Regions from separate parts of the Homo sapiens genome. Here region 1 is linked to region 2. Evidence: chromatin contacts called from ENCODE Hi-C data. All regions are on one chromosome and are shown on one strand. The core of a region is the stretch at or near the end of the contact, and the rest is flanking DNA. Distances in the headings are between cores, read along the strand shown. Region 1 holds the start of SF3A1 (splicing factor 3a subunit 1). Region 2 holds the start of THOC5 (THO complex subunit 5).

The links. A loop is a pair of places that touch in the nucleus more often than their neighbours do. Pooled maps may share reads with other maps.
Region 1: a pooled map shows a loop between it and region 2 (7-fold over the local background). The contact joins the promoter of SF3A1 here to the promoter of THOC5 in region 2. A Hi-C loop is called at or near these places in 8 of 50 pooled maps.

What each region holds. Positions count from the first base shown.
Region 1 is chr22:30,353,399-30,359,336 of GRCh38, forward strand. It overlaps SF3A1 (splicing factor 3a subunit 1), which reads right to left and starts at 3,496. Exons shown (of 16, transcript NM_005877.6): 1 at 3,332-3,496. The coding sequence starts at 3,394. CCDC157 (coiled-coil domain containing 157) reads left to right here and starts at 3,609. Exons shown (of 12, transcript NM_001017437.5): 1 at 3,609-3,734. RefSeq lists a silencer at 3,193-3,442 and an enhancer at 4,378-4,977.
Region 2 is chr22:29,551,280-29,557,366 of GRCh38, forward strand. THOC5 (THO complex subunit 5) reads right to left here and starts at 2,478. Exons shown (of 20, transcript NM_003678.5): 1 at 2,392-2,478. It overlaps NIPSNAP1 (nipsnap homolog 1), which reads right to left. Exons shown (of 10, transcript NM_003634.4): 10 at 3,529-4,720. The coding sequence ends at 4,656. RefSeq lists enhancers at 601-1,300, 2,698-3,395, 2,779-2,848 and a silencer at 2,189-2,378.

The sequences.
Region 1 (5,938 bases), core at 2,246-4,745, 800 kb after region 2:
CCCTAGTTTATAAGACAGGAGAAAAGGGAGAAAGCAAAAAGTTGGAAAGAAACAGAAGTAAGATAAATAGCTAGACGACCTTGGTGCCACCACCTGGCCCTGGTGGTTAAAATAATAATAATATTAACCCCTGACCAAAACTACTGGTGTTATCTGTAAATTCCAGACATTGTATGAGAAAGCACTGTAAAACTTTTTGTTCTGTTAGCTGATGTATGTAGCCCCCAGTCACGTTCCTCACGCTTACTTGATCTATTATGACTCTTTCACATAGACCTTTAGAGTTGTAAGCCCTTTAAAGGGCTAGGAATTTCTTTTTCGGGGAGCTCGGCTCTTAAGACACGAGTCTGCCGACGCTCCCGGATGAATAAAAAACCTCTTCCTTCTTTAATCCGGTGTCTGAGGAGTTTTGTCTGCGACTCGTCCTGCTACATTACCAAATGCCCAGGTGATTCAGATGCAGGGACTCCGACTACATTCTGAGAAACCATGTTCCAGAATCCAGGCCATGTCTGTAACCCTGCACCCAGCGATGGGCTTGGCATGGAATTTTTAATGATTGTTTGCTGAATAAAGAAATGGGAAACTATCTGCTGACAAATTCTTCTGCCCTGAATGCCCTCTCTGCCTCTACTCCACTGTCTTAACCAACATTCAATGCTCAAGTGTTTTGTGAAATTCCACTGGAAGGCTCAGCACTAACGATCCCATAAGTACCAATATTTTTTCACCAGCAGCTTCTTCCCCTTAGTAAACAAAGGGTCAAGTCTCTTATCTTAGAGAAACGAAGTTTCTCCTCTGCCTTCATGTTCTTTTCTGCCGCTGCCTTCTCCCACACCTTCCTCTGGCAGCTAAACATCCTGAGTTCTCTTCAGTCTTGCTGGTCCCACTTCCCTGCCTCCCATCTGGTCCCCATTCATTTTAAGTGCTCTTGACAAAGTCAAAAACAACTGCCCACAGCCATTATCTGGGCGTGAATGGTGACCACTCCTTCACAAAACTCTCAACTCCTAGGCCCCATTCTTGCCTGTCTTCCCATCTTGCTCACCATTCCATTCAAGTTTCCTTCCTGACCCGTTTCACCTCCTGCACTGTGAAGCTGGAGATCCCCACTCCCACCGCCCAATTCTGTTCTTGGTTCTCTTCTCAGTTTTTGGTGTCCTCCACTTCCCCTTCCGCCTCTAGACTAAACAATCTGGCCCAAACTGATGTCCCAGAACACTCTTGTGTACTAAACAGCTTCAGGTGCAGCTAACTACTGGGCACTTTCATCTCTAACCTCTTTCCTCAGGAATAGCTACCCAGTCACCCATGCCAGAAAGTTGGGGGCTCCTCTCTCTTCCTCAGCTTCCACACTCGATGATAATAACGTTTATCAAGTTGGGCACAATGGCTTGCACCTATAATCCCGGTGACTCAGGAGGCTGAGGTAGGAAGATTGCTTGAGCCCAAGAATTCAAGGCTGCAGTAAGCTATGACTGCACCACTGCATTCCAGCCTGGGTGACAGAACGACACCCGGTCTCTTAAAAAAAACTTTTATCAAGCTATGAGTAGATCCCAGGTATTTTTCCCAAGCACTTTAAATATATTAACTCTTATAACCTTTAGAAGAAGCCTATAAGATTAAGTACTCTTTTTTTTTTTGAGACAGTCTCTTGCTGTCGCCCAGGCTGGAGTGCAGCGGCATGATCTTGGCTCATTGCAACTTCTGCTTCCCAGGTTCAAGCAATTCTCTCCCGAATAGTGGGGATTACAAACATGCACCACCACACCTGGCTAATTTTTTATTTTTAGTAGAGACAGTTTTGCTATGTTGGCCAGGCTGGTCTCAAACTCCTGACCTCAAGTGATCTGTCTGCCTCGGCCTCCCAAACTGCTGGAATTACAGGCGTGAGCCACTGGACCCGGCCAAGAACTCTTAATATCTCCACATTACAGATGACAAAACTGAGAGATGGAGAGCTTAATGTCCAACTGGCAGAACCAGGATTCTAACACACCACTCTGGCTGAAGAGCCTGCCTACCCCCTCTGCCCTAATCTCGGCCAGGCCTTCAGCCTCTTTGGAATAGCGTGACTGGCCTCCCCTCATAGTGATTCTCCACACGTCTGCCTACCTGAATTTCTGAAACACAAATGTCACTATTTGGCTTAAAACACTCCCTTTTCTTCCCACTGTCTACAAGGAAAAGTTCAAATCCTAAGTAAGAATCGCATCTCCTGCCACTACGCTCCTAAGTCTATGCTTCAACACTTGTTCATTTACTCTTGATCAGAGACACCGTTTGATTCACCTCGGTGTCTTTGCGCATATTATCTGGCTATTACCTTATTTTCCCCCAATGCCTGGGAAAATGCCAGGGACACACGGGCACTTAAATATTTGTGGAAAAGGCATGGCTTCTTCAGTCATGTTCCCCCCCCCCGCCCCCCTTATTCTGAACCCAAAGCAATGATCAGCGTATGTGTTCAATAAATATTTGCTGGATGAATAAAGGATGCTATTTCCCTTCCCTAGTCACCTACCTGGCAAACTCCTATTCCTTCTTCTAAAAGAAATTTACCTCTCACTCTTGTGGGCTTCCCTACCTTAATATCCCTTCTAGCCCAGCAAACAATGTTCATTAGATTTGTACCTGAAACTTCTATCACAGGGCATATCACACCATACTACAATGGTTTGTGCACATTCGAGATTGGAGAGCTTTATTAAGGGCGGGCTGGCACTGTATCATCGATGGCCATTGGGACAACAAACATTTGGTGAGCATTCTCATATGTCTGTCTTCTCGTTAGCCTGTGAGCTCCCTAGGCAGGGACCATGCCCCATTCATTCCGGTAATGTGGGAGCCTGGCACGGTGTCTGGCTTGGGGCAGACACCGAAATAGATGCTGAGAATTAACATCCAAAGATGTACCGTGCAGGCTGGGAAATTAGCCATTACTGGGGAAAGGCTGTGGCCGGCGGCCCCAACTGCTACATAAGATCAGAGGATGGGCTGGATCAGCGCCTCTCGCACTTATAAATCAATCACCTTAGGATTTTGTTCAAATGTAGATTCCTATTTAAAAGATCTACGGCGGAGACTCCACATTTCTAAGAAGCTCCCGGCTCGTGCCGACGGGGCTGCTCCGCGGACCACTTAGAGAATCCCGTTCAGGGTGGCTCATTTCGCTACCAGAACACCACCATAGCGCGGGAAGCGCGCAGCCTCTTGGGACTTGCAGTCCCTCCAAGCCCTTCATAGCGGCCGGCCGCTTATTCCTGTGCGAGTAAGGAGCGCCCAGGCCAACCCTCCGGCTGCAGGCTGAGGGGCGGGGGAGAGGTACCTGTTTGGGCTCCGTGGGCACGGGCGGCGGCGGGGGCACCGCCTGCACGGGTCCGGCCGGCATGACTGCGACGCTCAGGGCTGCCAGTCCGCCTCGGTGTCGGTGAGCGGTGCCGCCTCAAGACAGCCTCCCCGCTCGGTCAGTACGACGAGCTCGCAAGATGGCGGCGGCCGAGCGAGTTGCGGCCGCGAAGGTACGACTGGCGCACTTCCGGGACCGTCCCCTCGCCGTGACGCGCTTCCCGCCCCTCCCCGCGGGCACCGCGGCGTCCGACGCCGTTGCCAAGGCAGCGGCCTGAGCGCCCGGCTAGGGCTTTTCGGGGATCCCGGTGGCCGCAGGCGCACCGGGGGCAGTTCCGGGAGCCGACCAGACACGAAGGCTGAAGCCGCGACGCCGAAGACAGGTGAGATGTTGTACGTCACCCGCCGGACCCCCGCCGCACTCACCTCGCGGCTCCTTTACTCCACAGGCCAGTACCTCGCTCCCTTCGACCCCGCCTTCCAAGAGCCCAGCTCCCTCCCATTGGTCTCTCATTTAGGAGAGCCCCTGTCCCCTCAGGCTCACCGCCTAAGAGCCCCACTTCCCTACTCCCTTAGTCCCCCCTTTCATTTCAGACCCACATCCTCCAAGCCCCGCTTCCAAATCCTACGCCCTTAATTCGCTTTTCCCACGGAACCTGCCTTTTCTTGCTTCCATCCCCTGCCTTCCGTAGTCCCGCCCTCAAGCCCCACTGGGGGCCTCCCTCTCAAATCAAGGCTGCTGCTTTCTTTGTCTTTCTTTTTTCTTTTTTTCTGAGACAAGGTCTTGCTCTGTCACCCAGGCTGGAGTGCAGTGGCGCGATCTTGACTCTCTGCAACCTCCGCCTCCCGAGTTCAAGCGATTCTCCTGCCTCAGCCTCCCGAGTGGCTGGGACTACAGGCGCCCACCACACCCGGCTAATTTTTTTTTTTTTTTTTTTGGCATTTTTAGTAGAGACGGGGTTTCACCATGCTGGCCAGGCTGGTCTGGAACTCCTGACCTCAAATGATCCGCCCGCCTCGGCTTCCCAAAGTGTTAGGGTTACAGGCGTGAGCCACCGCGCCCGGCCAGTTTTTAAATTTTTTTTTTTGTAGGGACATGGGAGGACGTCTCCCTATGTTGCCCAGGCTGGTCTCAAACTCCTGGGGTCAAGCGATCCTCCCGCCTTGGCCTCCCAAAGTGCTGGGATTACACGCATGAGCCATCACGCAGGGCTGCTGCTTTAGGCTTCACCCCTCACTCTCACAGATGCAGCCCTGCAAGCTATGCGGCTCGCTCCCCAGAGGCCTACCTCGAATCCCGCCGGCTTCTCTCCCTCTCCTGCGATTCCCCCCTCTCTCCTTCCTCCTCTCCTCAACTCTGGAAAGCGGGGAGCTGGCTCCGAACCTGTTCCTGGACTTCAGTTTCCTCACCTGTGAAATGAGGGAGTGATAGGAAAGGTTGCTCTCTCAAGTCTTCCCCCTCCCCCCACACACATCGTAGCTGTGTGTCATGGTTGTTATTAATGTAGAATAATGATAGCTGGGATGTATTGGTCATTTACTATGAGCCGGATACTGTGCCCAACACTTCATGTGTTACGTCATTTATTCCTTATAGCAACCTATTTACAAATGAGGACAGTGAAGTTTGGAGTTGGTAGAGTGGGAATGCAAGTTCAAGCCAGTCTTATTCCTCTACTAGTGCAGTTAGTTATTTTGCCCTCAGTCCCTTCAGTATCCCCAGGGATCCAGGCAATTAACAATCTCATGTTTGAGACTGACATCTGCCACATAGCTGGTTTTAGAGTTTCCCGTGTTTTCATGGTGGTGGCTTTGAATCTCACCAGGCACCCTGGCTGGGAAGTAGGCATCATCTTTACCGAGTAGGGTTAGGGTACTAGTTCTGAGAGAGAGAAGGCGCTTGAATGTTGAACGGAAATGCAGGAAAGGCTCCTGCTCTTCTCTGGGAGTCAAAAGTCCACCTTGAGCCCCAGGAAATTGAGGAGAGGCAGAGATAGCTGCTGCTCCTCCCTAAGGGCTCAATTAGTGCTGTCACCTATGTGGTCATGGGTACAGTGCCGGGCTGGCAGCTTCAGACTGAGGGTTCCACTCAAGACCCAGGAATTGCAGAAAGAGCTCACGTCAAGTGCTTCTTCACTTGACACACACATAAAGTACTTCTTAAACTATGCTTGTATCTGCATGACTTCAATTTTCAGAAGAAACAACATAAGGTCATCTTGGATTTTCCTGACACTTGGGCATTTGCTGCTGCTTATCTGATCCAGGATCTACTGGGAGTTGATATCCAGGATGGCCCCATGTGGCAGCTATAGTTATTTGAAGGTGAACAGATCAGTGTTTCCTGGTGCCTTCACAAGCAAGCTTATGAATTCCAGATGCTTTGCCACCTGAATACACTTTCTCCCAGGTTGGGGGCTTCTTGATTTCTTTATTTCTTTCATGCCCATTCCAGGAAGGAAACCCAGAATACTTCCGTGTGTTATTTTGCCTTTGTTTCTGCCTCCCTCCTTGGAGACATAAAATCTCTTGGGCAGCAGTAGTTCATTGGCAGTTGCCAAGACAACAGGAGTGTAGGATGTGGGCA
Region 2 (6,087 bases), core at 1,228-3,727:
AAAAATTAGCCGGGAGTGGAGGCGGGCGCCTGTAATCTCAGCTACTCAGGAGGCTGAGGTAGGAGAATCACTTGAACCCAGGGAGCAGAGGTTGCAATGAGCCGAGATCGCAGCCACTTCACTCCAGCCTGGGCAACAGAGCGAGATTCAGTCTCAACAACAACAAAAAAAGTGACTGGGCCCAACACCATGGCTCACACCTGTAATCCCAACACTTTGGGAAACCAAGGCAAGCAGAGGTGAGAGAATCGCTTGAGCCCAGGCGTTCAAGACCAGAGTGGGCAACAGAGCGAGACCCCATCTTTAGAAAACATTTTAAAATTAGCCTAGTATGGCGGTGCACACCTGTGGTCCCAAGCTACTCTGGAGGCTAGGGTGGGAGGATGGCTTGAGCCCAGAAGTTCCAGGCTGCAGTGAGCTATGATCGCGCCACTGCACTCAGTCTTGACAACAGAGATCCCGTTGCAAAAAAAAAATTTGGACTGGATTAAAAATTTTTAGTAAACCCCTCCCCCTCCCCCCTCCCCCTCTCTCCACGGTCTCCCTCTGATGCCGAGCCGAAGCTGGACTGTACTGCGGCCATCTCGGCTCACTGGAACCTCTCTGCCTGATTCTCCTGCCTCAGCCTGCCGAGTGCCTGCAATTGCAGGCGCGCGCCGCCACGCCTGACTGGTTTTCGTATTTTTTGGTGGAGACGGGGTTTCGCTGTGTTGGCCAGGCTGGTCTCCAGCTCCTGACCGCGAGTGATCGGCCAGCCTCGGCCTCCCGAGGTGCCAGGATTGCAGACGGAGTCTCGTTCACTCAGTGCTCAATGGTGCCCAGGCTGGAGTGCAGTGGCGTGATCTCGGCTCGCTACAACCTCCACCTCCCAGCCGCCTGCCTTGGCCTCCCAAAGTGCCAAGATTGCAGCCTCTGCCCGGCCGCCACCCCGTCTGGGAAGTGAGGAGCGTCTCTGCCCGGCTGCCCATCATCTGGGATGTGAGGAGCCCCTCTGCCCGGCTGCCCAGTCTGGGAAGTGAGGAGCACCTCTTCCCGGACCCCATCCCGTCTAGGAAGTGAGGAGTGTCTCTGCCCGGCCGCCCATCATCTCAGATGTGGGGAGCACCTCTGCCCCGCCGCCCCGTCTGGGATGTGAGGAGCACCTCTGCCCGGCTGCGACCCCGTCTGGGAGGTGAGGAGCGTCTCTGCCCGGCTGCCCCGTCTGAGAGGTGAGGAGCCCCTCCACCCAGCAGCCGCCCCGTCCGGGAGGTGGGGGGCAGCCCCCGCCCGGCCAGCCGCCCCGTCCGGGGGGGAGGTGGGGGCCAGCCCCAGCCCGGCCAGCCGCCCCGTCGGGTCGGGGGTAGGGGGGCGCCTCCGCCTGGCCGCCACCCCGTCCGGGAGGTGGGGGGCGCCTCTGCCCGGCCGCCCCTTCTGGGAGGTGAGGAGCCCCTCTGCCTGGCCGCCACCCCGTCTGGGAGGTGTACCCAACAGCTCATTGAGAACGGGCCATGATGACGATGGCGGTTTTGTCTAGTAGAGAGGGGGGAAATGTGGGGAAAAGATAGAGAAATCGGATTGTTGCTGTGTCTGTGTGGAGAGAGGTGGACAAGGGAGACTCCATTTTGTTCTGTACTGAGAGAAATTCTTCTGCCTTGGGATGCTGTTGGTCTATAGCCTTACCCCCAACCCCGTGCTCTCTGAAACATGTGCTGTGTCCACTCAGGGTTAAATGGATTAAGGGCGGGGCAAGATGTGCTTTGTTAAACAGAAGCTTGAAGGCAGCATGCTCCTTAAGAGTCATCACCACTCCCTAATCTCAAGTACCCAGGGACACAAACACTGCGGAAGGCTGCAGGGTCCTCTGCCTAGGAAAACCAGAGACCTTTGTTCACTTGTTTATCTGCTGACCTTCCCTCCACTATTGTCCTATGACCCTGCCAAATCCCCTCTGCGAGAAACACCCAAGAATTATCAATAAATACTAAAACAAACAAACAAACAAATTTTTAATAAACGGTAGTAGAGGTGGTAAGTTGATCTGGCAAAGCCTACAAAGACCGGACCTGAAAGGCTTAAGTGTGGGAAATCCTGACTTTGGCAACACAGTAGAGTGCCTGGCACACCGAAGAGCACGATATATGTGAGCTGTTACCATCACCACCACCCCCACCCCCATCAGGCTACATTACCACAATCAAGAGGCTCCAACGTGAAGCCTGAGGATGCTGCAGCGAACACTTTTCGGATGAGGTAACAGCGCAGCGCCGAGAGGCCGGGGACCGCGGGTAGTGAGGGAGGAGAAGCCGGGTCAGACCCCAGCCCAGGGGCGCCCTTTGGGCGATCAGCACCTCAGTCCCGGAGCGCCCAGCCCCGCCCCATCTCCCAGCCCCACTGCCCTTGTCCCCTCCTCACCTCACAGCTCCAAGAACCTGGCACCGGGAGTAAGCCACTGCCGGAGGCGGAGCAAAGCTTGCCCGCGCACCATAGAGAACCGGAAGTAAGGAAGGGGCGGCCGACCGGAAGCGAGGCGTAGAGGCCGGAAGCTCAGCGCGGAGGCCCCCGAGGGAGGTGGTGGCGTGGTGAGACTGTAAAAACAAAGACACATGCTTCTCGTTCACTGTGCCCAGGGCCTAAGAGAGTGTCCAGCAGCTAGTGGGCGCTCCACCGAGTAGTTGAATTAATGTTGTGTTATGTCCAAGATAACACGAAAGAACCTGGTAGCGCGGCGGGGAAGATTTCGGCGCTAGAGGATTTGCCTGCATAACCTTACTTCTTAATTATTATTTTTACCATAATATGCCACGCCAGTGAAGGCAACAAGTCAGGGAGGGCATTAACCTCATTTTACACTTGGCTTTTTGAGGAGTGCATCACCAGTTTCTCCATTTTAGGCCTGACTTGCCCAGGACAGAGTCACAACTCTAACGCAGTATTTGAAAGCTTCAGGTATTTCCTACCCCTGGCATGAACTGTACAAACAAGGCCCAGGATTTTTTCGTGTAAATCCTCATCTGGAGCTAGTAACACGTGTCCTGAATCCCTGGTTGTACGGGGCCAGTTCCTTCTCCTTCCCAGGAGCAAGGAGGAAAATACTGGCTCTTTTTTATTTTTATTTTTATTTGAGACAGAGTTTTGCTCTCTCACCCAGGCTGAAGTGCAGTGGCGCAATCCCCGCTCACTGCAAACTCCGACTCCAGGGTTTAAAGGATTCTCCTGCCTCAGCCTCCTAAGTAGCTGGGATTACAGGCATGCACCACCATGCCCAGCTAATTTTTGTATTTTTAGTAGAGACAGGGTTTCACCATGTTGCCCAGGCTGGTCTTGAACTCCTGACCTCACTCAAGTGATCTGCCCACCTCGGACTTCCAAAATGCTGGGATTACAGGCGTGAGCCACTGCACCCAACCAGTACTGACTGTTGAGAATAGCTCAAGAACACAGTACCCTCCAGGAGGGTAGATCTGCCATGTGGGACTAAGCCCACCAGCTCTACTGTGCCCTGCCTCAGGCACCTGCTAAAGTTCCTTGCAGATGAAGAAAAGACACTGATTTATAGTAAATATTTAATTGTTTCCATCAGCAATTCCAGCACAAGTTTTCCTGGATGGTAGGCAGAATCAAGCTACCCAAGGGTTCATGATGAGGTATGGGGGTCACTGAGGAGACCCCCAGAGTCACTGACCCCTCCCGCCACCTCCACACACCAGGTGGCCCTGCAGAATGAGGGTTGGGCTGATAGAATGTCAATTAGGGGAGACAGGATACAGGGTGAGGGAACAGGGTCTAGCTTGTATATTTGCCTGCAGGAAGGAGGGAGGGCAGGAGAGACTCTGCATAGAAGGACTGGAACTACACATTTAAGTTTTCAACCCCAATATGCAGGGGGAAACAGCCAAGCCACTCTCCATCTGTCTAGTATTAGGAACCTCTCTTCAAGTGGTCTTTTGTCATCTCTGTTCTTCTTCCCAATTCTGTATTCCAGATTCCAAATTCTACAATTGAAACCCAAGTTCTGAATTCTAAGTTCTACCTTCCGAGTTCCTGTTACGTGTCTGTCTCCTGCCCCTAAATCTTTCCTGGCTCCCATCCCTTTCCCCAGCCCCTCTGGGCAGAATGTCTGAACCTCCTCCTGACCGTGGTGACGAGGTTTGTTTGTATTTGTTTTTTTGTTTTGGCAGTTCCAGGCTTTTCTCCAGCAGGAGGGACTTGGCTCAGACTGTCCAGCAAGTGGGTGGCCCAGTGGAAACCAGGGAATTCCTGAGGGCCTGGCCTGGCCTCCTCTCTTCCCACCCCACCTCTAGCCACTGGACATACTACCTTTTGTGCAACTAAGCTAAACAGAGGATTTCCAAGGGTGATAACTGGGGACTGGTGGCCTTGAGATGAGGAATTTTAGAAGATAAATGAAGGCCTAAAAGATCACTATCTTTCATTCAGGGAAATCAGAAACTACTTCTAGCAGGGGGAGGGAGGCAGGCAGGGAAAGTAGAAAGGGCCTGGGCAGAGCTGTAATCCTCAGAACTTGTCAGCCTTCAGTTCCCCCTTGTCTGAACTGAGCACTGCCCCTCAGAGTCCTCCCAGAGCCAAGACAAAACCAAGACAGCAGGACCAGGAGTGCCACTGTCTGTCGGGGTTGCCTGAGGGAGAAGGGGAAGGAGGTGGAGGTGTAGGCAGCATCACTGCAGAGGCGAGATCTTCAAGGGGATCATGATCCTAGACTCCATGTGTCGCACCAGGGGGACTGCGGAGAGAGAAGGCAGAGGTCACACAGGGGGCTCAAGCAAGCCAACAACCTCCCCTGGCCCCACCCACACATGCTGGCCTTTGAGTGGGCAGGAGGAGGCCCCAGATGCTGCGACAGGAATGTCCCATTGCCCTCGTGGAAGGGCCCATGAAGAGCACCAGATCCCTCAAATTATGGGATAAGACAGGACTTTGGTGGTGATGAGAATAACATTTTCTTAAATTTTAATAGTTATCTGTTGGCCAGGCATGGTGGCTTGTGCCTATAATCCCAGCACTTAGAGAGGCCAAGACAGGCGGATCACCTGAGGTCAGGAGTTCGAGACTAGCCTGACCAACATGGAGAAACCCTCTCTCTACTAAAAATACAAAATTAGCCGGGCGTAGTGGCACATGCTTGTAATCCTAGCTACTCGGGAGGCTGAGGCAGGAGAATCGCTTGAACCCGGGAGTCAGAGGTTGCTGTGAGCCGAGATCAGGCCATTGCACTCCAGCCTGGGCAACAAGAGCAAAACTCCGTCTCAAAAAAAAAGAAAAGAAAAACACTGATTTAGACCAACTGCCTCGTTTTACAGATAGAGAGGGTGCAGCCTAGAGAAGGTCAGCTCCAGGTCATCCAGGAGGTTAGACTCTTTCCTCCAGCTCAGAGCTTTTCAAACTTTAATGTGCATACAAATCACTTGGCAGTTCTTGTTAATGTGCAGATTCTGATTTGGTAGGTTGCAGGAAGCCTGCGATTTGTTATTCTTGTTTGTTTCTTTGTTTGAGATGGAATTTCACTCTTGTTGCCCAGGCTGGAGTGCAATGGCACTATCTCGGCTCACTGCAACCTCTGCCTTCCGGTTTCAAGCGATTCTCCTGCCTCAGCCTCCCGAGTAGCTGGGATTACAGGCATGTGCCACTATGCCTGGCTAATTTTGTATTTTTAGTAGAGACAGGGTTTCTCCATGTTGGTCAGGCTGGTCTTGAACTCCTGACCTCAGGTGATCTGCCCACCTCAGCCTCCCAAAGTGCTGGGATGACAGGCGTGAGCCACTGCGCCCAGCCGAGATTTGTCATTCTTAACAAGCTCCCAGGGGATGCCAATACTGTCAGTTGGGACCACACTTGATTTTTTTTGTTTTTTGTTTTTTTTGAGACAGGGTCTCACTCTGTCTTCCAGGCTGGAGTGCAGTGGCAGGTTCTCGGCTCAATGCAACCTCCGCCTCCTGGGTTCAAGTGATTCTTGTGCCTCAGCCTCCCGAGTAGCTGGGATTACAGGCTTGAGTTACCATGCCTGGCTAATTTTTTTTATTTTTAGTAGAGACGAGGTTTCACCATGTTGCCGAGACTGGTCTCCAACTCCTGGCCTCAATTGATCCACAT